Regions from separate parts of the Mus musculus genome. Here all the other regions are linked to region 1. Evidence: chromatin loops called from intact Hi-C (ENCODE). Cell type or tissue: heart. All regions are shown on one strand.

Evidence for each region. Hi-C counts contacts between places; a loop is a spot of excess contacts. Peaks named below come from ENCODE experiments on the same cell type or tissue, not always from the same donor. Only the 100,000 strongest peaks of a DNase experiment are listed, where the experiment ranks them.
Region 2: a loop joins it to region 1, with 6 times the contacts of the local background. A loop is called at or near these places in 17 of 42 quality-filtered maps.
Region 3: a loop joins it to region 1, with 5 times the contacts of the local background. A loop is called at or near these places in 25 of 42 quality-filtered maps.

The regions. Positions count from the first base shown.
Region 1 is chr7:90,146,694-90,154,693 of GRCm38, reverse strand. The region is part of intron 1 of Picalm (phosphatidylinositol binding clathrin assembly protein); the gene reads right to left. Among named protein-coding and RNA genes, the nearest start is that of Picalm, 20 kb to the right of the region's middle. In heart, no CTCF peak of the experiment used is centred here; a DNase peak (open chromatin) is centred at 4,193; H3K4me3 peaks cover 683 bases; H3K27ac peaks cover 849 bases.
Region 2 is chr7:90,012,434-90,020,433 of GRCm38, reverse strand. No RefSeq gene overlaps it. Among named protein-coding and RNA genes, the nearest start is that of E230029C05Rik, 13 kb to the left of the region's middle. In heart, a CTCF peak has its summit at 3,770; a DNase peak (open chromatin) is centred at 683.
Region 3 is chr7:89,993,725-90,001,724 of GRCm38, reverse strand. No RefSeq gene overlaps it. Among named protein-coding and RNA genes, the nearest start is that of Eed, 17 kb to the right of the region's middle. In heart, CTCF peaks have their summits at 2,936, 3,540 (motif pointing left) and 6,412 (motif pointing left); no DNase peak of the experiment used is centred here.

The DNA.
Region 1 (8,000 bases):
TCTGTTTGTTGCTAGGAGAAAAATCAAGTGGTCAATTAAACAGCACTTCATATCTCAAAACCTTGGGTCTTTTCATGGATGGAGTACAAGTAAATGGAGCAATGCTCAGCAATAGTCACTTGTGGGTAAGAAGACAGCTTCAGAGGTTCTGGCACAAAGTAGCAGAACGTTTTATCACATAGCAAGAAAATACATGTATTTAGTGAATATGGTAGCTGCAACCAGACTTAAACCAAAGTCATCTACCCTAGTCTTAAGCGTCAAATGATTGTTTCTTCCTCTCTTTGTAAGGGGTCACAAAGGTGTAACTGCTAAAACATTATGTTTAAAGCTGGGAATTTCATACAAGAACATAAGGCTGTATTTTTATAAAACTTCCATTAAGATATAAGGTACAATTTGCTAAACACATGAAACTCAAGAAGAATGAAGACTGAAGTGTGGACACTATGCCCCTCCTTAGAATTGGGAACAAAACACCCATGGAAGGAGTTACAGAGACAAAGTTTGGAGCTGAGATGAAAGGATGGACCATGTAGAGACTGCCATATCCAGGGATCCACCCCATAATCAGCATCCAAACGCTGACACCATTGCATACCCTAGCAAGATTTTATTGAAAGGACCCAGATGTAGCTATCTCTTGTGAGACTATGCCGGGGCCTAGCAAACACAGAAGTGGATGCTCAGTCAGCTAATGGATGGCTCCCAATGGAGGAGCTAGAGAAAGAACCCAAGGAGCTAAAGGGATCTGCAACCCTATAGGTGGAACAACATTATGAACTAACCAGTACCCCGGAGCTCTTGACTCTAGCTGCATATGTAACAAAAGATGGCCTAATCGGCCATCACTGGAAAGAGAGGCCCATTGGACACGTAAACTTTGTATGCCCCAGTACAGGGGAATGCCAGGGCCAAAAAGGGGGAGTGGGTGGGTAGGGGAGTGGGGGTGGGTGGGTATGGGGGACTTGTGGTATAGCATTGGAAATGTAAATGAGCTAAATACCTAATAAAAAATGGAAAAAAAAAAGAAAAAAAAAAGATTCAAATGTATACTTGTTAAAAGTCTGGCATGATGTCACACACGTGTAACTCAATTACTCTGGCCACCAGAACAGGAGGTTTATTACTTGAGGCTAGCCTGAGCTAGACAGAAGATCAAGGAGAACCCCGACTACACATGAGACCTGTCTCAAACGCAAAAACAGTACTTATAGAGTCATACTTGTACCTTAGGAAAGAAATTTAACATCTACCAAACAGACTTTAGGGTAGTAACAGGGAAACAGCTTTTTGAAAAGGTAAAATATACAGTGCCCATTACAGGGTAGTGACTGAGCTAACCTGAGATGGAAAAGGACTATCTGAGGTATTAAAAGACAAAATAATCAGATGACTCAGGGGAAAGGAAAAAAAAAAAAAAAAAACAACCCAGGAAGGTAAAGATCCTAACTCACACTATAAGTGGACATGCCTAATAATTCAGAATTAGTTGGCTAAAAGGTATAATGCGAGACTATTAAAAACATGACAAAGTAAAAGCTGACTAGGAAGAAATAGTTACCTACTGTTGAGCAAAAGCCACAGAGAAGAAACAGACTCATATGCATACTTAAAGTAAGAGTGCATACTTTAGTTCTGTATTTGCTGGCACACACTGTATTTGCCCAAATACAGAGACACAAAAGTACTGACCTCTATAGTTTTGGCACAGTGGGTCGGGTTGATATACAAAAAAGCTATGCCAGTACCTGTGTGATTCTGGGACTATGACAAGCACTCCTCAGTCACACATACATAGCAATGCTGTACTACTTAGACAAGACTCTTTGAAACTTAAGTCCAATGGCCAAAAGAACAACAAGCTTAACAGGAAACAGCCTGTGAGGCAAAGGCAGCATTGTTATTTCCATTGTTTAAGAGCTTAGAATTTAGTCCAATGTCATGGTGCATGCCTTTAATCCCAGGATGCAGAAGGCAGCGGCAGATGCATCTGAAGCCCGTCTGGTCTAGAGCAAGCTACAGGACGGCCAGAACTGCATAAAGATCCAGTGCCAAGCAAGTTATCAGCACAGAATCTCAAGTATACTATTCAATGACTAGCTAAGTATTGGACTTAATTCAGTTTTCTCAATGGAAGCCCTAAGGAATCTCTAAATACCAAAATTAAACTAAGGTAGTTCTGTCAATCCTAGGCAGAGGACCAGTCTGTTAGCATAAAGTTGGTATGCTATTTCTGTCACTGTGTTCACAAAATGAACAGGAAAAGAAACATTAAGAAATAATTCTACAGCTAGGCGGTGGTGGCGCTCGCCTTTAATCCCAGCACTTGAGAGGCAGAGGCAGGCGGATTTCTGAGTTCCAGGCCAGCCTGGTCTACAGAGTGAGTTCCAGGACAGCCAGGGCTATACAGAGAAACCCTGTCTTGAAAAAACCAAAAAAAGTAATTCTACATATGCATCACAAGATACTATATTTATCCTAATTAATAAACTTTCTCAACCCTTTTAACTAATTGTTGTTACTATATAGAAGTAACCTTCCCCCGCCCCCCCCCAAAAAAAAAGAAAAACTGCTGTGAAATCTCTGCAAATTCTCTTACCTGGTTTACTTTGTCTTTTTAAAAAGAAGGTCTTTTTAAAAAAAAGACCTCCATCAATGCAAGTTCCAGCTTTTAGAATATAATAAAGGCAACTTAAAGAAAATTATTCTAGAAAAATAATTTTAAAGACTGAATGCAGGAGCAGTAAATATTTCTGGAAATACACTACAAAACTCCAAGTAGTAAGGATCACAGAAACTTTCTTTAAGGCAATAAAATTAGTTACCTTGAAGAGACTGAGGCCATACATGAGGATTAAAGAAAAAAATCTCAATGTTAGAAGAATGATGGTTGTGCCCCAGGAATTTTCAATTACATTGTGTGTGTGTGTGTGTGTGTGTGTGTGTGTGTGTGTGTGAGAGAGAGAGAGAGAGAGAGAGAGAGAGAGAGAGAGAGAGAGAGAGAGAGAGAGAGAGAGAATGCATGAGCTTAATAGCAAACAGCTATGTCTACAAAGTAAAGAATTTATAATTTCTCTCTAAATGACGTTTTTAAAAAATAAAGTCTGGCATTATAGTCATTGGCATCTAAATGTATGGGGCTCAAACAGAATCCAGGAGCAAGAGGTTATCAGGGTGTTTTCCCTTCATCACAACTGTAGCACTTGAACACATTTCATTAAAATTAGTGGAGTATATGTGACTTCCTCTGATCTTACCAGAGCAGCACTATCTTCTCCACTGTGTTACCAGCATCAAACACAATATGTCCTGAAGGAGAAATTAATGTATGAGGGTTGCAGTATAGTCAGAGTGGTTGCTTGCCTCGTACACGTGAAGCCCTCCCTGCATTCAATCTCCAACAATTCAATAAATGAAGATGTGTGCAGAAAGTAGCAATATTCTATCTAAGTAGTCTAAGGTCTGGTGCAGTGATGATCTGAAAGAACCCTGTTAACAACTTCGCAATCATTGTGTCATGTTTACAATACTCCACATTCCCAGAGTCACTACAGTGACACAGTATCAAACACTGTAATCACAAAGCCTGTGTCTCAATACTAGGACAAGAAGTGCTCCCAAAAAAGATGTCTAGCTAGCTGAGAAATAACTGATCTCCCTTTCATTTTGAGCAGAAAAAGTCAAATAGGAATAGTTAAAGATATGTCTACATGGAGAAAAGGTACAAAAAGCCACCCTGAGATATTATACACTAAGAGCTGGCCGATCACAGCTAGGCACAGACAAATCTATAGAACTTCATACTTCAATGTAAAAGTAAAGATAAATTATTTAAGTTAATGGAAAGCCATTTTGTAATTGCCTTTCCTTTTAAAATTGAAATAAAAAACTATTTCTTCAAATCAGGTTAACTTACTGTCTCTTAAAATTATCTATTATTTTGTTGGTCTTTTTTTCACCTACTAATCTATCATAAATTAAAAAAAATCTTACAACAAAAGCTAAGGTTTGTTATGAAGACGCTATATAGAATAATATATACTTTCAAAATATCAAGTATCAAGTATTGACTATAGGCTCAAGTCAGAGCCCCAATCCTCACACTATCAAATTGCCTCTGATGACTGTGTGAGCACTCTTGACACAGAGCTTCTTTCTCCTCTGTGTTCTGCTGGACTCTGCACGCCTACCACTGGGTGGCAGACACTGGCAAGAAGAGTTCAGGCTCTTTAACTTGGAGGTTAGGGCTCTATTTTCATTGTCCTTTAGAGTAATGATTTCCAAACCTACATACCCTGACACAAATTACAAATAAGAAATACACAGAAACATTATTTTTTACAAGTATTGCCTCAAAAGATTTCTATGCTAGTTTTCAATTTATCAGAAAATGCAAAATCAAAATGTTAATAGAATAAAAACCCATCACCTAATTTAAGAATTTAAAAATATTTATTTAAATGGAATAAGAAAACCAAAATGAAAGCATTAACATAAGATCAGAGGATAATAATAAATCCATGATAAAACAAAAGGTGTTTTCCTCTCTTCTTTGAAGATTTGAAGTTTCAGAATTACAATCTGTCCTATAGGAAAGAAAACATTTTAAGTATCAAGCAGTATGAAATTCAAATTTTATATGCCAAATTACAAAGTTTATATTCTAAAATCTCACCAAATTACTCTACCTGATGACAGAGATACTAATTCTCAGTATTCTAAAAAGCAGTCCCATATAAAAACAAGAATTTACAAAAACCAACTCCTAGGCAATATATTATTAACCCCTTGTATGATGACCAGTCTCCAGGAGATGCCCACACCCAGAAGTTTATGGGCAGCACAAACTGGACTCGTTTGGTTATTTAAAAGAAAGAGAAGACATGAGGTTGGGGGTGGGTAGAGAGGTAGGAATGAATCTGGGAGGAATTAGAGAGGAAGTTGGAGGACAGTAATATGATTCAAATACATTGTATAAAATTCTCAAAACATATACAATAAAAATATCCCATTAAAACATATATTATGAGTACTATCCTTACCTCCACTAAATCTGTAAGTCCAGGGTGTATCATATAGAAAAAATAAATTAAAAGAATTCTCCAAATCCCACCAAGAACAATAAAAGGGAAGCCAAGTTTGAGAATCTCTGCAGAGCAGATTACTGTAAAATTTTAAAAAGCACCTGAATATGTTCGTTGAAATTGGGTCAATTTAGAGAAAACCATGTTCTAAAGTGTGAATAACCAAGTGTCCTGGTTTCTACCTGTCCCCGTGCTACCTTTTCACTTACAAGTGAGCCAATTTGGATAAAAATTATGTCACCTTAGTTATCACTTAACCTAGAGAAAGATCACAAGTAGCTAAGGAGCTGATGCACCACCAACCCGCCCTGGGTTGTTTGTAGTTCTGTCTTGGAGTGCTGCGTTGTGGGGTTTCACTAGCCTTCCTAAAGCACTTACATGATTCTTCTCTTCTAGCCACTGGGTCCTTTCATCTCATCAGGAGATTTCACCTTATGTCTCACGTACTCTTGGAAAACCATCTAATTTATCTTCAACAAAGTCCCATTTCTTCTCAGAAAAATCAACGTTAGGTCTTTGGGGAGTTGGAAATATTAGAATTTTTTATATTTATGTCCAAAAATTTTTACACCTTAAAAAAAAAAAAGACCATAAACACTTGTTGGGCAGAAGTAGGATTATTGCAGGTTCCAAACCAGCCTGAAATATACAACAAAACCCACAAGAAACTATACACAGACTGTTTTATTTTAATAAGTCAGAGGCATTCTTCTCTGTTAACTGCATTTCTGGAATTTATGTTGCACAATGTGAACACTGTATCTAGTAGATGTGCTGATATGATGATATAAATATATTTGGGTTCAGAGGTGAAGCCAAGCCCACCTCTCCACTTTTGAGTTCCAAGCAGAACGAGCAGAGCCAGTGAAGGCTTCTTCCCTGTGCCCAGGTCACTGTTATTTTTTAACCACCAAGCCAAGGTAAGCAGAAATTCACAGGACTTCCCACATCTAATGATTTATTTTGCCTATTCAGAAAGAATACTGGATTAATTCAATTCTCTGCCTATCTTCCTCACTGAGAAAACACAAACACCAGTCCATACCCCCAACCCCAGTCCAACTAGGAAAAGGAAAATCTTTATGGTCTACCTCCCAAAAGCTTTGCAAACCTCAGAAGAAACAGAAATCCCGTTTATTCTACATATAATATATTCACAATATGGAATAACTGACCAATTTCTTAGGACTACAGAAGAGTTAACAAACAAAACCTCCACCTCAGTGTAGTATACATGGGTATGGGGAGATAATCAGGAGTTTATGGAATAGTGGAGAGAAACAAATACAGGCAGCTGGCAGTATTTGCTAGTTACATAGTACAGAGATGGGGTTTATCTGGAGGAGGTTTTTATTTTCACATGACAGTAATGAAGAGAGTCCTAGATAAAAAGTAGATAAAGCTATCTCAGCACGTACTAGTGGGCCGTGCCTATGAAAGTCAACTTCATAGAGCAGTTAGTATGGAGGCATCCCATCTTTGCCAAAGTGAAATAAATGACCCTGAACTGTATCTTCTCTACATGATTTTACAATGCCTCTAGATTTCAAACTGTAAATACAAACAGTAGAATCTCAGTATTTGCCACACATTTAGTGAACCTTAAGTGAGTCAAAATCAACATCACCCACTTAAAACACTTCATCAAGCATTACTATCCTGTGGCAAACAGGCACGAAGACCACTAAGAAAGCAAAACTACCTTTATTTATTATGCACAAAGCTCTGGCTTCAAACTCTAGCACCACATAAACTAGACAATGGTGCACATCTGTAATACCAGCACTCTGAAAGTGGAGGCAGAAGGATCAAAAAGTTGGAAGCCAGGTTTAGTTACAAAACAAATTCAAAGGTAGCCTGGGCTACAAGAGATCTTCAAACATTACCCTCCAAAAATAGTTTGTGTGGGAGGAAGGACACCACACTATTTCAAAATATATACAAATAAAATTTGATCACTGAAAATAATGTTATTTATTCAATTCACTATGTAAAAACTATCAACCCATCAACCCAATATACTAGAATAAGAAATTACAGGACTTAATATGTTTTTAAAAGCAGTATTAGATGACTTCTTCTATTAAAATTTGAAAGACAGTAGCATTTTACCCATCGACTGTTAATTATGGGCTCGTAGGCGTCAAGTATACCTCAATACAAGGAATCTTCATAAGCATGCTTCTGCTACTGAAAAAATATGAAAATAAGTGCAGGGAACAGGGACACACCTTAATTCCAGCCCTTGAGAGGCAGAGCAGGCAAGTATCTATAATAGCCACTCTGGTCTACAGAGTGAGCATATGCTAGCCAGGACAACATAATAAGGCTCGGTCAAGAAAGGAGGAACGGGAAGGAAAGAAGAAGGGAGGGGAGGGGAGGAAGGAGTAAGAGGAGGTAAAGAGAGAGGAGGGAAGGAAAGAGTGAGGGACGGTAGGTAAGGAGGCTGGGAGGAGAGGGAGGGAAGAGAGGAGAGAGAGAAGGAGGGAAGGAAGGAGGGAGAGAGGAAAGGAAGATAGCTTAAGAATACATCATACTTAATGCCTCACTGTACTTTAATTTGGCTCACATGTGTACCAACCACAGTTAACAACTGCAGTAATGCTAATAATAAAAACCTCAAGACTAAAAGCAGTTGTTTCTTTCATTTAAGTATCTGTAACCAAATAGATGTCACATGATAGTTTCAAAAACTAAATTCAATCTATGGATGATATTTGAAAAGTCTGTTAAATTTCTGAAAGGATATTATGGTTTTTGTTGGCTTATCATGAGGAAATAATGTAAACCTTAAGTAGTACAGAGAGCTAGCCACCTTTAAAAAACTTTAACTACCTTTCTACTGTCGTTTTACAATGTCAATATTTAACTTCCAGTGTAATTTTATCAAAGAATCCTCAAATAAATCTTATG
Region 2 (8,000 bases), 130 kb after region 1:
CCAAAGTAAAAGCAAAAAACCAATCCATTAAAGTTCATGGTTCTAGCCGGGTGTGGTGGCGCACCCCTTTAGTCCCAGAAAGTTCATGGTTCTGAGAAAACACTCTAAATGTATTAACGTTGCTTTTTGGCTTCTGTCGTTCTGCTTCTGGCTAACTGTTCTTGTTAACTGAAGTATGTCAACCCAGAATATGATTATTATTGTCCTTAAAAGCTCATCCTGAGACTGGCTTGAGGTTCCACTGGGATCCCGCACTGTCTGACTAATAAAGACTTTCTATTGGCTGAAATGAATGCTTAAGTAGTGATCTCTGGTGGATGCCCCACAACACAAGCCCTACAGGAACGAGTTGTGTTTGATTCTTGGCTGGTTCTCTCCTTTTTTATTTATTTATTTTTAAGTGTGTGTGTGTGTGTGTGTGTGTGTGTGTGTGTGTGTGTGTGTGTGTGTGTGTGTGTGTGTACTTGTACTAGAGCAGGTACGCAGGTACCCACGGAGGTTAGAAGCATTGCATACCCTAAGCCTTCCATCAGAAACACAATAGTTAAAGCGCTCTTTACTTCCTCTCTGCTTCTGAGCTCCCACTTCCCTAGCTTCTCTAGGAAGACTCAGCTCCTTTCTGTCCACTGTGTACTTCCTCCTTACCCTTTCACTTCCTTATCGCTCAGCACGTAACATGACCCACAGGACAGAACAACCCGCAGACAAACAGCAAATATTGCCCAATCTGTTGTTTGCTCTTTCTGACTCTGACTAGTTAGTTACCCGGATTTTTCAGTCTGTGCTAGCCTATGACTTTTTGACTGGACAATCCAGGCGATAGCTACTCTTCCTTTGTATCAGAATTCCATAGAGCGGCCGTTGAATCTTTGATCAGATGATTGTGGACACCCCCTGCATTAAGAATTTTTTTTTGGTTTTGGTTAGGTTTGGTTTGGTTTGGTTTTGTACATAATTCTTTTACCCATGATATTCATACTTATTGATGAATGGCAGTACATGGACAGACATTGTTAACCCATTGACAATTTATATATATATGTGTGTGTGTATATATATGGTTTTTGTTTTTTTTTGAGACGGGGTTTCTCTGTGTAGCCCTGGCTGTCCTGGAACTCACTTTGTAGACCAGGCTGTCCTCAAACTCAGAAATTTGCCTGCCCCTGCCTCCCAAGTGCTGGGATGAAAGGTGTGCACCACCACCGCCCGGCTGACAGATACTACTATATTTTAAGAAACTGACTTCTAGCTTTAGTTACATTGAAGTAAATCTGGGTCCACAATTACATGTATTAGACTTTTGCTCATATTCAGAAGAAAGGAATATGCTTCAAATACATTGAAATACATTTTTTCCTCATTACTTTTCTACTTTCTACTGGAATAAAGCTGGCTAAATGGCTCAGTGGGTAAAGGTGCTTGCCCCAGGACCCATGTGATTGAAAGAAAGAACCAACTCACATGTTGCCCTCTTGCCTCTTCATTTGATATGATGGGTGAAACAATAAGTCTTTAAACCGCTCTGAGCTCCCGATGGGTGGATGCATGCTTAAAGCAGCCCTCTCCAGATGCTCTGGAGCCAGATGGAAAACACACACACACACACACACACACACACACACACACACACACACTGGCTTATTTTTAATATGCCCTAAGCTAGCTCAATGGCTGAGCCACTCCTGAACCTCCACGTAGCTATACACTCCCCTTCAGTATTCTTGAGTTCTTGCTTTCTAAAATCTATACTTTCTCTCTGCTACCCCAGACCTAATAGGGGAGTGGCCGGCCCCTGGGGCCGCTTTTCCCTGATTCTTCCATGGTTGGGTCTCTGTCTTCCACAGCTCTCATGTTTGCATCCTCTTCCTTCCTTCTGCACTGGTGGTTCTCCTTCTCTCTCCTGTGTTTCCTCTCTGGGAATCCTCAAAGCCCAGCCTCTGTCCTCCTACCCAACCATTGCCTGTTTCTTTACTGACCAGTCAAAAAAACAATTTTTGAGCCGGGCGTGGTGGCGCACGCCTTTAATCCCAGCACTTGGGAGGCAGAGGCAGGCGGATTTCTGAGTTCGAGGCCAGCCTGGTCTACAGAGTGAGTTCCAGGACAGCCAGGGCTATAGAAAAACCCTGTCTCGAAAAAACAAAAAAAACAAAAAAAAAAAAAAAAAAACAAAAAAAAAACAATTTTTGGCAGGAACCTTCAGTAGACGTACAAATTCCCATGTAAGCATAAATTAAATCCCCAACAGATGGTGTACACTCACACACACACACACTCATACACACACCACACACACACACATACACCACAGATCCACAAACACACAGCTACACATACACACACATGGGCATGCACACATACAAATAAATAGTACATAAATGAAATTCATGAAATTCTTACACACACACACACATATATATATATATACATATATATATATATATATATATATATATATATATGAGGTTCCTATTATTTTACTGCAACACCTTCTGAAAGACAGGAAAGTTTAGTCAAATGATGAAAGCTGAAGCCATATTTCTCTTCATTTGCTTTGTAGAAACCAAAGTAAATGCGCCACAGTGCCTATGTCCAGACCTTCATGGCCCTCCACCAGGATCAAGTCTATACAAAGACAAGACAAAAGATGGCCACCCCTGATTCTCCAGATGACCTCTGATGTGTTTATAATAGATAAAGAGAGGAGGGATATGTTTTGTTGGAGGTGCAGTCAGGTATAGGGTAAGGACGGGCCTTTGCGGGCCCATGCTGAGCCATCCATTCCCCCTGAGGGACCAGCCACATGATGGTATAATATATAGTTTACTCAGAGCATGGGAAGGGGAGCTGAGAGGGTAGTAGAGAGAGAGGGAGAGAGAGAGAGAGAGAGAGAGAGAGAGAGAGAGAGAGAGAGAGAGAGAGGAATAGAGGCTGTCCATAAGCACTTGGAGAGAGAGGGGGAAGGGGAATGGGGAGAGAGGGGGAGGGGCGAGGGAACTGAGTGGAAGCAGGAAGGCAAGAGCAAGAGCAAGAGAGTGGGGAGGGGGCAAGCCTCCCCTTTCATAGTGAGTCAGGCATACCTGGTTGTTGCTTGGTAACTAAGGGGTGGAGCTTAGACAAAATGCTAACAACCTCTGTATCCAAATCCTGTCCCCAGAGGGAGAACGGTAGAAATTAGACTCAGAACGTCAAATCTTTTCTTCCACTCAGTAAATCTCCATGGCAGCTCCACACCATCCCACTTAACCAAAGAGACCAAGCCTTGAACCTCCTAGCATCCATGTACAGGAAATGCTTAGACCCTTGACATTTAGAATCCACATTCCTTTCTCAGCGTTGTAACTTCAGCAACACTAAGAAAAACTGGGGAGTGACTTTGAGGATATTTCTCAATTTACTAGTAACTTGCAGACCTGAGCTTTTGACTTTCCATGGGTGACCTAGCTTTAGTTTAACTATTTGTTGTACTGATGAGGAGAAACGCAAAACATGGAAGGAAACTTAGAAACACACACAAACTATGCCCTTGGAATCCTACTGGGCTGGAGTGCAGACCCTTTAAGACCAGGAAGCAGCAGATGGGGACAGCGGAACAGAAATCTGCAGATGTAGGATGATGATACAGTCTCATCACTGGGCAAAAGTTGTATTCAGAAACCTGTTGGGATAGAGAGGTGGCTCTGTGCTTTAGGATATTTACTGAACTTACTTGAGTGAAAGCTTTAAGGAAGTAGCAGTGGAAGGATGTGACTAGCCTGTCACAATGGTGCCATCATGAGACAAGTCCATGAAATGTAAAAAGTGAGAGAGGAAAGAGAAACTCCTAGTGAAGACCATATGGCCAAGAGCTGCAGAGCCCTGCCAGATTACTCTTTATTGACAGCACAGACATCAAACGCACCTTGTGAAAGGGCCCACGTCTAGTCTGACTAGAAGCACATCGAAAGTTGAAGCATAAATCTGTACTCTTCCATTTATATGAATTACTCAGATTTTCAGCTGATTTCCACAGTACTAATAAAGTGTACACAATAGCCACTCTCCATGGAGGTATATAATGATACATTTATATAGTTTTGGTTTCTGGCACACAGCTTCTAAAATGCTAGGGACTGCTGGAATTGTAAGTATCTTTAATATGCTAATTAGGTAGCTGGTAGTTGGGAGTCTTTATGCAGCTTCGGGGTAGGGATTAGCAGGTCAAAATTCTTTTTTTTAATTAATTAATTATTTAATTATTTTATTTACATGAGTACACTGTAGCTAGCTGTCTTCAGACACACCAGAAGAGGGCATTGGATCCCATTATAGATGATTGTGAGCCACCATGTGGTTGCTGGAAATTGAACTCAGGACCTCTGGAAGAACAGTTAGTGCTCTTAACCGCTGAGCCATCGCTCCAGCCTCAGGTCGAAATTCTTAATCTGAAGTGTAGAACTTTCAGCCCTGTCCCTAAACTTTGAGACAGAGGAGTTGGGGATTGAACTCAATCATCAATGGCAAAATGATTTAGTGATTTACCGAATCTACATAATCAAACTTCCATGAAGAATCCATCATGACAGGGTTCAAAGTGTTTTTCAGCTGGCAAACACATTTCCCACAACTCCATGGACAGAAGTCCCTATCATCAGGACCCTTCTGTACCTTGTCCTCTGGGCTTTCAATCTAGCTGTTATTTTAAACTAGGAGTGGGGCAGTGGTTTGCCCACGTCTGTAATCTTTTAACTCGGTAGGCAGAGGCTGGCAGATCTACAGAGGAAGTTCCAGGATAGCCAGGGCTACAGAGTGAAACTCTTGTCTCAAAAAAACCAAAAAAACAATGAAGAAGGAGTAAGAGAAGAAAGAGGAGGAAGAGGAGGAGGAAGAGGAGGAGGAAGAGGAGGAGGAAGAGGAAGAGAAGGAGGAGGAGAAAGAAAGAAAGAGAGAGAGAGAGAGAGAGAGAGAAAGAAAGAAAGAAAGAAAGAAAGAAAGAAAGAAAGAAAGAAAGAAAGAGAAAAAGAAAGAGAAAAAGAAAGAGAAAAAGAAAGAAAAAGGGAAGAAAGGAACAAAAAAGAAAATGTAAAATGAGCCTTCTTGAATAATTCTGTGAAACATTCTAGCAAATTATCAAGCCCAGCAACAAAGAAAGATAAAGAAAATGAGTCAATAAGACCAATTAAGACCAGAAATATACCTTCAGCGGCCTGTTTTTGCTGAGTAGACCCCTTCTTCAAAAGTGTCTTCGAAGCCAGGCGTGGTGGTGCATGCCTTTAATTCCAGCACTCGGGAGGCAGAGGCAGGCAGATTTCTAGGTTCGAGACCAGCCTGGTCTACGTAGTGAGTTCCAGGACAGCCAGGGCTACACAGAGAAACCCTGTCTCGAAAAACAAACAAACAAACAAACAACAACAAAGTGTCTTCAATCTCTCAGTGATGCCACCTGTGACTCTGCCAGCGGATATGGGAGGCATAACCTCCTGATCCAACACATCCCCAAAGCCACACCCCTGAGCTCTGCCCCATTGCACTGTAAGGCTTCTGGGAGGAAAATTAATAGCCAAACCATCAAATTACTCCACAGACTTTTCACAATGATGTAAAAGTAGCCAACAGGCACATAAAAAAATTCTCAACCTAACTAATCATCAGAGAAATGTGAAGTAAAACCACAGTGATGGACTGGAGAGGTGGTTCAATGATTAAGAGCACATGCTGGTCTTGCAGAGGACTTGGGTTCAGTTCCCAGAACCCATGTAGCAGCTCACAACTGTCTATAACTCCAGCTTCAGGTGACACAATACCTCTTTGGCCACTATGGGCACAAGGCATGCATATGGAGCACATATACGCATACATAGAGACAAACACACATTCTCATAAAATAAAAATAAAGAAACCTTAAAAAAAATTAAAGAAAACCAGAGTGAAACATTACCTCACGTGTGTTTGAGTAGCCATTATTAAGAAGGCAAAACTAGTGTATGTGAAGATCATAGGAAAGGAAACCACCATACACTGTTGGTCAGTGTGTGAATTGATGCAAGCAGTATGAAAAGGTATGTAGATGTGCTTCATAGAACTTCTACATGATCCAGAAATCTCACTAGTCGGGGCTGGAGAGATGGCTCAGTGGTTAAGAGCACTGACTGCTCTTCCAAAGGTCCTGAGTTCAAATCCCAGCAACCACATGGTGGCTCACAAGTCATCTTTAATGAGATCTGACGCCTTCTTCTGGTGCATCTGAAGACAGCTACAGTGTTCTTAGATATAATAATAAATAAATCCAAAAAAAAACCCAGAAATCTTACTAGTGGGTATATACATAACCAAAAAAAAATGAATTCAATATGCTAAAGAAACGCTTGTATTCGCATCACCTTTGCAATATTATTTACAGTAGCCAAGATATGGAACCAAGTGTTTGTTGACAGATGGATAGAGGAAATGTGATACAGTTACCATTTGTGACAGTTCACATTAACTTGCAGAATATGATGCTAAGTAAAACCAGCCAGGTATAGAAAGATAAATACTATAAGGTCTTTCTTTCTTTTTCTTTCTTCCCCCCCCCCTTTTTTTTAAATTTTTTTTCGAGACAGGGTTTCTCTGTGTAGCCCTGGCTCTCCTGGAACTCACTCTGTAGAGGCTTGCCTAACCCTTGCCTCAAACTCAGAAATCTGCCTGCCTCTGCCTCCCAAGTGCTGGGATTAAAGGCATGCACCACCACGCCCGACTATAAGGTCTTTCTTATATGTGCAAACTGAGAAGGGTGAACTCAAGAAGCCGGATGTAGAATGATGGTTGCCAAGGTCTAGAGGAGAAGGAAGAATACAGAGATACTGGAAGAGTCTAGTTTTAACTGGACAGGGTGACCAGATCCCTGAGTTCTATTGTGTAGCATGGTGACCATAGTTAATAATGTGTTATTATATCATTGAAAGTTCCTAAAAGAATAGATCATAAGTGTTCTTACCACACACAAAAATGTGTGGTGGGTAGATCTGTCAGTGGGTACAATTCTCAAATCCTTATACTGCACAGTGGAAATCGATTCCGTTTTCACTCATCACTTAGCCCTGCGGAGGAGAATGGAGACACATGGGTGATCTGACATGGTGACCAGCAGCTGAAATGAGCCAGGTCTTGTGCAGCTGAGCTATGAACCTGTAGTCTCATGCTAACTCCTGGTAATTAATGGGAGACTTAAGTGAATTGTTGGAGACACTGTTAGTATCCAAAGAGTTGGGGGATTGGTTGCTATGAGGATGGAAAAATGTGTGTATTTGGTTATTAAAAATAGATCACTCATCTTGGATGAAATATGTCTGTTTGGTTAGGAAAACAAACAAAACAAATACTTGTACAGGAATCCTCAGGATTTCACAAACATTCTCTCCCTCCCACCCTCCTTTTGTATGTGTGTGTGTGTGTGTGTGTGAGTGTGTGAGTGTGTGTGTGTATGTGTGTGTGAGTGTGTTAGTGTGTGTGAGTATGTGAGTGTGTGCGTGTGAGTGTGTGTGTATGTGTGTGTGAGTGTGTGTGTGTGTGTGTGTGTGTGAGTGTGTGTGTGAACATAAGGCCTTAGTGATAATGAATGCTTTTAGCAGTTGTTGGGGTACACTGAATTACTTTTCCTCAAATATTTCAGGTCAAGATTTAATATTTGCTTTGTTTTTTTTTCTATTCCATTTCTTTTATTTACTTCTGGCAAATGTCATGCGAACTCACAGTGTTAGGAAATCCACATCGACTCCATTCAACTCATCCACATCTCCCTTAGGCTCTGTTATGTGCTCCATCTTTTGAAGTATCACAAAATGAGCCATTTTTGACCATGGAGTATAATGATGTCCATGCACCACTTGCATGGACGATGCCTGTGAGCTCAGAGGAGGTGTCAGACCTCCTGAGACTAGACTTATAGATGGTGGTCAGTCTCCATATGGGTACTGGGCACTGAACCTGGGTCCTCTGGAAGAACAGCCACTGTCTTACCTGAGCCATCTCTCAGCATCCCTATC
Region 3 (8,000 bases), 150 kb after region 1:
TAAAAAAATAATGGATTGAAGTGTGAAAATGAAATTTTAATCCATAATAATATAGCAATATTGACTTATCAACTGTAAGAGGATAAGTCATATTGACTTATCAAGAGTAAGAGGAGTCTGGTGGCCCAAACCTGTGCCTCTTGCTGTTTAGGGGGCCAAGGCAGAAGGATCAAGAGCTCTACAGAGTGAGTTCCAGGATAGCCAGGATTATACAGAGAAACCCTGTCTCGAAAAACCAATAAATAAATAAATAAATAAATAAATAAATAAATAAATAAATAAAATAAAGACCTGGACTATGACTCAGGGGCAGGGAATGTGATCGCCAGCACCAAATCAAATAAATAAATAAAGTGTTAGTAATGGGGGAAGGTAGCACAGGGACAGGGACAAGGGAGTGTATATGTGTTCTGTACTTTTGGCTTTTTCTATAAAACTAAAGCTGTTTTAAAAATCTATTAATTAAAAAATAGACCTTCAAATTTAGACTCTGTTGATTGATAATGATACAAAATGGGCTTTCCTCCAAGACACTAGTAAGCATAAATCTGAAAATCTTACAGTGAATTCCTATGCAAAATAATAAAACAGGGGGTTGGTGAGATGGTTCAGTGGTTAAGAGCACCAACTGCTCTTCCAAAGATCCTGAGTTCAAATCCCAGCAACCACATGGTGGCTCATAACCATCTGTAATGCAATCTGATGCTCTCTTCTGGAGTGTCTGAAGACAGCTACAGTGTACTTACATATAATAAATAAATAAATAAATATTTTTCAAAAATAGTAAAACAAAAGCATATCAAAAGTGGAACAATAGTCATACATCTATTTTTTTTTGTTTGTTTGTTTATTTCTTTTCTTTTTCTTTTTTTTTTTTTTTTTTTTTGAGACAAGGTTCCTCTATGTAGCCCTGGCTGTCCTGGAACTCACTCTGTAGACCAGGCTGGCCTTGAATTCAGAAATCCACCTGCCTCTGCCTCCCAAGTGCTGGGATTAAAGGCATGCACCACTGCCCGGCACATTATCTATTTTTAAAGGAAAATGCTATGAGGTAAATGACATAAAATAAGGAAAGATATTTGCAAAAATAAGACTTTAAAATGAGCAAAGGGCCACGTAGTACTTCGTTTGGCTTGGGCACTGCACAGACCCTGTCCTAACCAGGCACTCGGACCCTGGGCTGCATGGAGAAGCTGCTCCGTGATCCAAGCCCTGAGTAAGGTTTGTCTCCTTAGCTACCTCTTGGAACCTCCCTTTTGGGGTCAGTTTCCATTCAATCCTGTTGTGGAACATATCAGACCGGAGATGGGGGGAGATGCCTGAACAAGGTTTAGATATATGCACAGTAAGGCAAACTGTCCTAAAAGTGAACTTTTAGGGGAAATTTCCCCTATGTACCATCTTTTGCTTGTTCATAATTACATATGCATATGATTAAATTCAGATGTACCATGGAAAAGGATATGCAGTCAAGAAATGCTTATGTAACCCAAGTCTGTATGGCAAAACAGAGAACAGTCCATCTTACCCTACCAACTCCTCCCTCCACCTTCTTCCATGCAATAGTCCACTCCATAAAAGGAAGCCCTAGATAATAGCAGAAACCCTTGAACTCCTGATCCTGATACTTTCTTGCTGTGCTTTTATTTTTCTTCTGAATACATTTTCCTTGACAGTTTGCAATCTGTGTGAAGCGGTTTGACTAAGAATGGCCCTCAGAAGCTCATATACTTGAATGTATGGTCATCAGGAAGTATCACCACTTGAAAAGGATTAGAAGGTGTGGTCTTGTTGCAGAAAGGGTGTCAGTAGATGTGGCCGTTGAGTTTCCAAAAATCCAAGTCAGGCCAGATGGCCTTCGATGGCTACACAGGCCACAGACATCAACACAAACCCCAGGTGCAGTAGAGACCTGGCTCTTAGTAGCAGCTCAGGCCTGGACTTCCATGGCCCTAGGGGGTTGCCCTGGCTCCTCACATCTGCCTGCTCTTTACCACAATCACATCTCCAGCTCCACCTCTGTCCACAGTGCAGGGACCACTCAGCTTCGCTTTCTCTCCACCAGTACTCCCTCTCTCCCATCTCTCCATCAGATAGTTTCTCAACCCAGTGGCGTCTGCCGCCAGGCAGGGGCGTGGGCTTAGGTGTCTCTCATTTCTGCAAAAATATAATTGAAATAGTTATCAAATAAGTAAAGGATCCCAAGACTTAGAGGTCATAGCCATTTCTACAACATTTAAGTTTGCCATGCAATTTTTCAATAGATAGCAAAACCTGTAAACTATGCACACTTCTTGACTACCAATTGTTCTTAGGAGTTGACACTTGGGAAATAATCCAGAGGAGTAACTGGGTCATAAAAGGAAGGTTTAAAATGCTCTCTGAATGCAGAGAGAGAGAGAGAGAGAGAGAGAGAGAGAGAGAGAGAGAGGAGAGAGAGGATTAATTAATTGATTAGTTAATTTACTGTGACTTTCTGACACCAGCCTGTGATGTTGTGTCCAACACCTGTGTAGGCTGCAGTGTCTGCACTTAGGCCCCGCTCTGGACTAGTAAACTAAGCAACTGCCTTTGGCACATCTCCCTCTCCTAAATTAAATTATCTCTGTCCAAGAACACATTTTGTTTGTAGATGAGGTGCCTACTTATGGCAAGCCTCACCCTGCAGTCATTAGAATGCCAGAGCAATGCTGGGAAGGTTATTCTAGGCACTGAAGAGGTCAATTCTGTTTTGTCTTTGAGAGGTAGCTAGGTTTATCAACAGTACGCTTTTTTTTTCTTTTCTGCCCGTCTTCTGCTTTCATTTTTTTGTTGTTTTGTGTTTTGTCTTTCAAAGACAGGTTCTCACTATGTCTGACTATGACTGACCTGTAACTTGCTCTGTAGACCAGGCTATCTATCCTCCATCTCACAGAGCTCTGCCTCTAGTGGTGGGATTAAAGATATTAAAGCCATTTCACCTGGCTTCCCAAGAGTACCATTCCCTGCACTGGAAATTGCTTTTTTTCTTTTTCTCTGCCTCATTATCACTAATCAAAGCTTGGATAAGGCCCCCCTCATCAGGAATCATGTTCATCAATTCCCTGATTCCAAAATTCTGGTTCTCTATGCCAGCCTCATCTAATCAGCAAACAGAAAGAATCTGCCCAGGATCCTGAGTCATGCCCGGGTATCAATGCTTCTCCCGCAACAGTGAACAAAAGATGCTGGGATCAAAGGATTATCCTTTCCTGCCAGTTCAGGCCGGGTCTCAATCCTAGCAAGACTCTGCCTCAGTAGCTAGCAGGACAAAGACCTCTACGGATACTTTCTCCCTAGTGACTTAATGTTCCAGCTATCAAAGACAGGGAAGAAATAAAATAAAGCATTACAAGAGTCACCCAAGGGATTCTGAGATTATTAGTGAGGAGAATATCTTGGTTCACTTCCATTAACTCCTGTGCCTCTTCTAACACCCCTCCCCTTCCCTTTTCATCTTAGTCGGGATTCTTTATACACGGCTCTTAAAATGAGGGATGGAGATCTTGAGCTCCCCCTTGAGGCCGAAGTGTGTTAGTATCTCTCCTTGGACGGGTTCTTGAGTTTTGGAAGCTATGTTATGTGCTTTCTATAGTTTCAGGTAATATTTAAGTCATTCTCGGATTTCTGACGAGGTTGAAGATTGGTTGTAGTCCCATAGTCAAGTCAACCTATTTAGACAGGTTGTATTGAGAGAGATGATATAACTTTGAGGGGATGGTTTTCAGATGATAATACAAGCTAAAACCAGGACATAATTCAGGTATAGAATTGTAAGCCTTTTAAGTTAGGATAAATGGTAGAGTGTCTTATCTAAATTGACAAATGGGGTGGACTGGGTGTTACGTGTATCTTATACTCTATAATTTGCATAATTGTAATAGTTGTACTCAATTTATATATGAAAGAAAAGAGCCTTTTATTTGGACAAAAGGGGGGAAATGATGTGGGTTGCCCTGGTGCTGTTTGTATTCTGATGTTAATTCTGCTTCCCCAAAAGGGGCAACCCTGCTGGGTGCGGTGGCGCACACCTTTAATCCCAGCACTTGGGAGGCAGAGGCAGACGGATTTCTGAGTTCAAGGCCAGCCTGGTCTACAAAGTGAGTTCCAGGACAGCCAGGGCTATACAGAGAAACCCTGTCTCAAAGAAAAAAAAAAAAAGACGGGCTTCCCTGATGAGGAGTGGATCTCATACTCAGGTGATTTCAAGGGAACCTTCTTCCCATTTAACTGGTCAAATAAAGGCTAGAGCCTTTGACTGGGCAGCGGAAGGGAAAGGTGGGGTTTTAGAGAGTGGAGGAAGAGAGAGGATTGAGGAAGAGGAGGTAGCAGGAAGATGGAGCCCAGAGAAGCGGCAAGTAGCAAGGGATCTCGTAGCTGGGGAATGGAGTAGTGTAGTGGTCAATCTGCTCAATATAGGCATGCAGCTTATATGGTAAAAAAAAAAAAGTTCTCCCATCTTATCATCAGCCTTCATAAACTGAGTTGTTTGGTTTCACTCATTTTCATTTCAGGGAGAATATCTACAGTTCCCATGACATCCCACTGTGTGTATGTGTGTGTGTGTGTGTGTGTGTGTGTATCTTAGCTATTCTGATCTTTGACAGTTGAGAGGATGCTGGCCTGAGGTATAAGTTATATGGTATCTTTCCAGTTTTGACTTTGATTTCTCACCCACTGTTAGCTTACAGGCTATTCCACTATGCTCCTCCCAGGGACCTAGCAACAGCTTCTGTCAGCAAATGCCCCCCTTCAAGTGCACCAGATATGGGCAGCAAACTCGAGCTCCAGTGCGCTCTCTCTCTCTCTCTCTCTGTCTCTCTGTCTCTCTGTCTCTCTGTCTCTCTCTCTCTCTCTGTCTCTCTCTCTCTCCTCTCTCTCTCTCTCCAGTCTCCCCGTCTGTCGTTCCCTCCTCCAAAACATACCACTCTACCACTCTACCTGATGTCTCCCTCTCTTGTGTTCTTGTGTTGCTCCTTTCCTCTGGATTGTTGTATCTTTATTTTGCACAAAATTCTTTTCCTGAAAATTTCTCAGCCCATTTAAATTAAAATTTTTTATTCTTCAAAGGTCTAATTCATGCAACACCTTCCCCCATACTCCTGTGAGATTCTGTAAGTCGGATCCGAAGCTTTGTCACATGTCCAGATTGTAGTTATCTGTCTATTTTTTCAATATCGTCACTGGTAAGTGCACAACTTCTAGCAAGTGTGAGAATCATTCAAAAAAATAATGAATTAAGTTGTTGGAGGATGATTTCAAACACCAAATTTTCTGTAAGAGAATGTATCTTCATTTTTAAAGAGGAAAAAAATGAAAGAGGAAGAGAAAAAGGAGATAGTAGAAGGAAAATAAAGATGAGAACGAAAGAGAGAAGAAAGAAAAGTGACTGGAAGCAAAAGTTACAAGACTCGCAGTGTATTCAGGAAACAGCATTGGCGTAAGTCAGCAGACTGCACTCCAATCCCCTTGTGCTCCTAATGAGTTAAACGGCTACCAAACTACTCCCTGAGCCCTGGCTTTTCTAAAGAAAAGCAAACAAACACCAAGATAAAACAAAAATCCCCATGGAGTCCTGTGCACTGTGAGATTATGTGGTCATCTCCCCACTCAAGCATACTCAAGCTGACTGAACAATAACACTGGGGGTTAGCGAGACGACTCGGAACTTAGGAGCACTTGCTGTGATTCCAGAGGACTAGAGCTCTGCTCCCAGCACCCACATGGAAACTCTCAAAACTAGAACTCCAGCTTCAGGGTCTGACACCCTCTTCTGGCTCCCACAGGAACTAGCACATACATGGTATTCATTCGTAGATACACCTACACGTAAATAAGAATTAAAATACTAATGTAACAGTGTGGCTGCATGATGTTAGTTTCTCTTTTTGCCCATATATTCTGCAACAGTCTCCATCACCCCACCAGGTTCCAGAGTATTGTCCAGATCAATTCACACAGAGATGGCTCTGATTAAACTAAATGGTCATAAAACCAAACCAAAAGTCATGAATGTGAGAAATGGGATGATAGGGAGGAGCAGGGATTGACAGTAGTGGAAGAGATCTAAGAGTGGTTGAAGGAGAGAGAGGGGAGGAGGGGGAGGGAGACAGTACAGAATGCATTACATACACATAGGAAATTGACAAAGAAGTAAATTACCAAAAATAATTTTTAAAACATGGAAAACTTTGCCTCTATCTATTGAGGGTGATGCATCAGAAATATTTGCTGGGCTGGAGAGATGGCTCAGTGGTTAAGAGCACCAACTGTTCTTCCGAAGGCCCTGAGTTCAAATTCCAGCAACCACATGGTGGCTCACAACCATCTGTAATGAGATCTGATGCCCTCTTCTGGTGCATCTGAAGACAGCTACAGTGTACTTAGATATAATAATAAATAAATCTTTTTTTTTTAAAGTAAATGTTTGCTGACAGTGGTAATAATGAACTCTACAACTACTTTTTCATTATTAAAAACATGTGTGGTGCTGTCAGTCAAAAGCAGGACTTCCCCTATGCTAAGCAACACTCCACCATGAAGTTACTGTCTCCAACTCTATATGCCTTAAAAAAATTACTGTGGTTATTTTTCCTTTATGGGTAAATATTTTATGGCAGAATTATTCAAAGTTTCTATCGTTTATTAAGCGGAACATTTTTTTTCCTTCCAAGTCTTGCTAAATGCTGTTTCAAACGGAAGCTTCTATTCTGATACCAACTACTTTTAAGTCAAATGAAGAACTGAAAAACAGCTATACTTAAGCAAATCTCAGTCAGCCACCTCAACCTGGGATGCAGGAAAGCCACTTGTCCAAGATCATTGTAGAATTTAAGAAAGAACAGAGATCAGCTTCAGTTGGAAACCAATCAAAACTGGGAAGGAGGGACCTGTGAGACAGCTCAATGCTCAGTGGGTGAAAGTACTTGCCACTAAGCCAGAGGACCTGAGTTCAACTCCTAGGACCTACACTGTGGGAGGAGAGAAGCAACTCTTGGAGGTTGACACTACCCACATGGCATGGCAAGCCATCCCACCCCAAATAAAACATTTTTTTTTAATGGGAAGGAATTTAAAAAAAAACATTAGAAAATAAATATACAGAGCTCAGGGGATTAAACTGTAGCTTCTGGGACCCATGATGAGTATAGATATTCCGGATCTTAAAGGAACATCTTTAAGATGTGTGTGTGTGTGTGTGTGTGTGTGTGTGTGTGTGTGTGTTTGTTGAGGGGTGGGGTATGTTTTTTGCAGTACTGCTCTAAAATTGCTATTTTTTATGTTTTCCTGTTTTCTTTTAGGCAATTCAAAAAATACATCTATGTGTCTGTGTGAGAGTTTGTGTGTGTACATGCGGGTGCCCATGGAGGCCAGAAAAGGGCACATCTCTTGGAGTTGGGAGTTAGAGGCAGTTATGAACTGCCCAATGTGGGTTCTGGGAACTTAACATAAGTCCTCTACAAAATCAATAGGTACTCTTAAAGGCTGAGACATCTTTCCTCCTTGAATCCCTCTTTAAAGGATTTCTAAACTACCCACTGTCCTTGCAAACAAGTATTGCTGTTGCCCCTCTGAGCCTGATGTGCTGCTTGCTCCAGGAAACCACGTCTTTCCCACTCTTCACAGTTTGTTCTCAGGCTTTGTGGTAATGCAGCACAGTGACCTACCCTGCATGGTCTATCAGCCTTGATATGCACGGCCCCATCACTGTCATCATCATGGTGGTCATGGTTGGGTGAGCACCAGGCACACCCAGTTGGGGCAGGGGTCAGTGGAGACTGATTGGTACAGCAGGACTCAAGAGTGAGAAACTAGGGCTTTTCCTTCCGTAGCAACCAATGTCAGCAACTTCAGGAATGATGGCAACTCCATGCTGGCCAGACTGTGGCCTAAGGACTTCCTTTATCTTTTAGGGACCCTAACTCAGGTAAGACGAGATCATTGGCTTTGAGAAAGATCAGAAGTTCAGGATTAGCCAATAT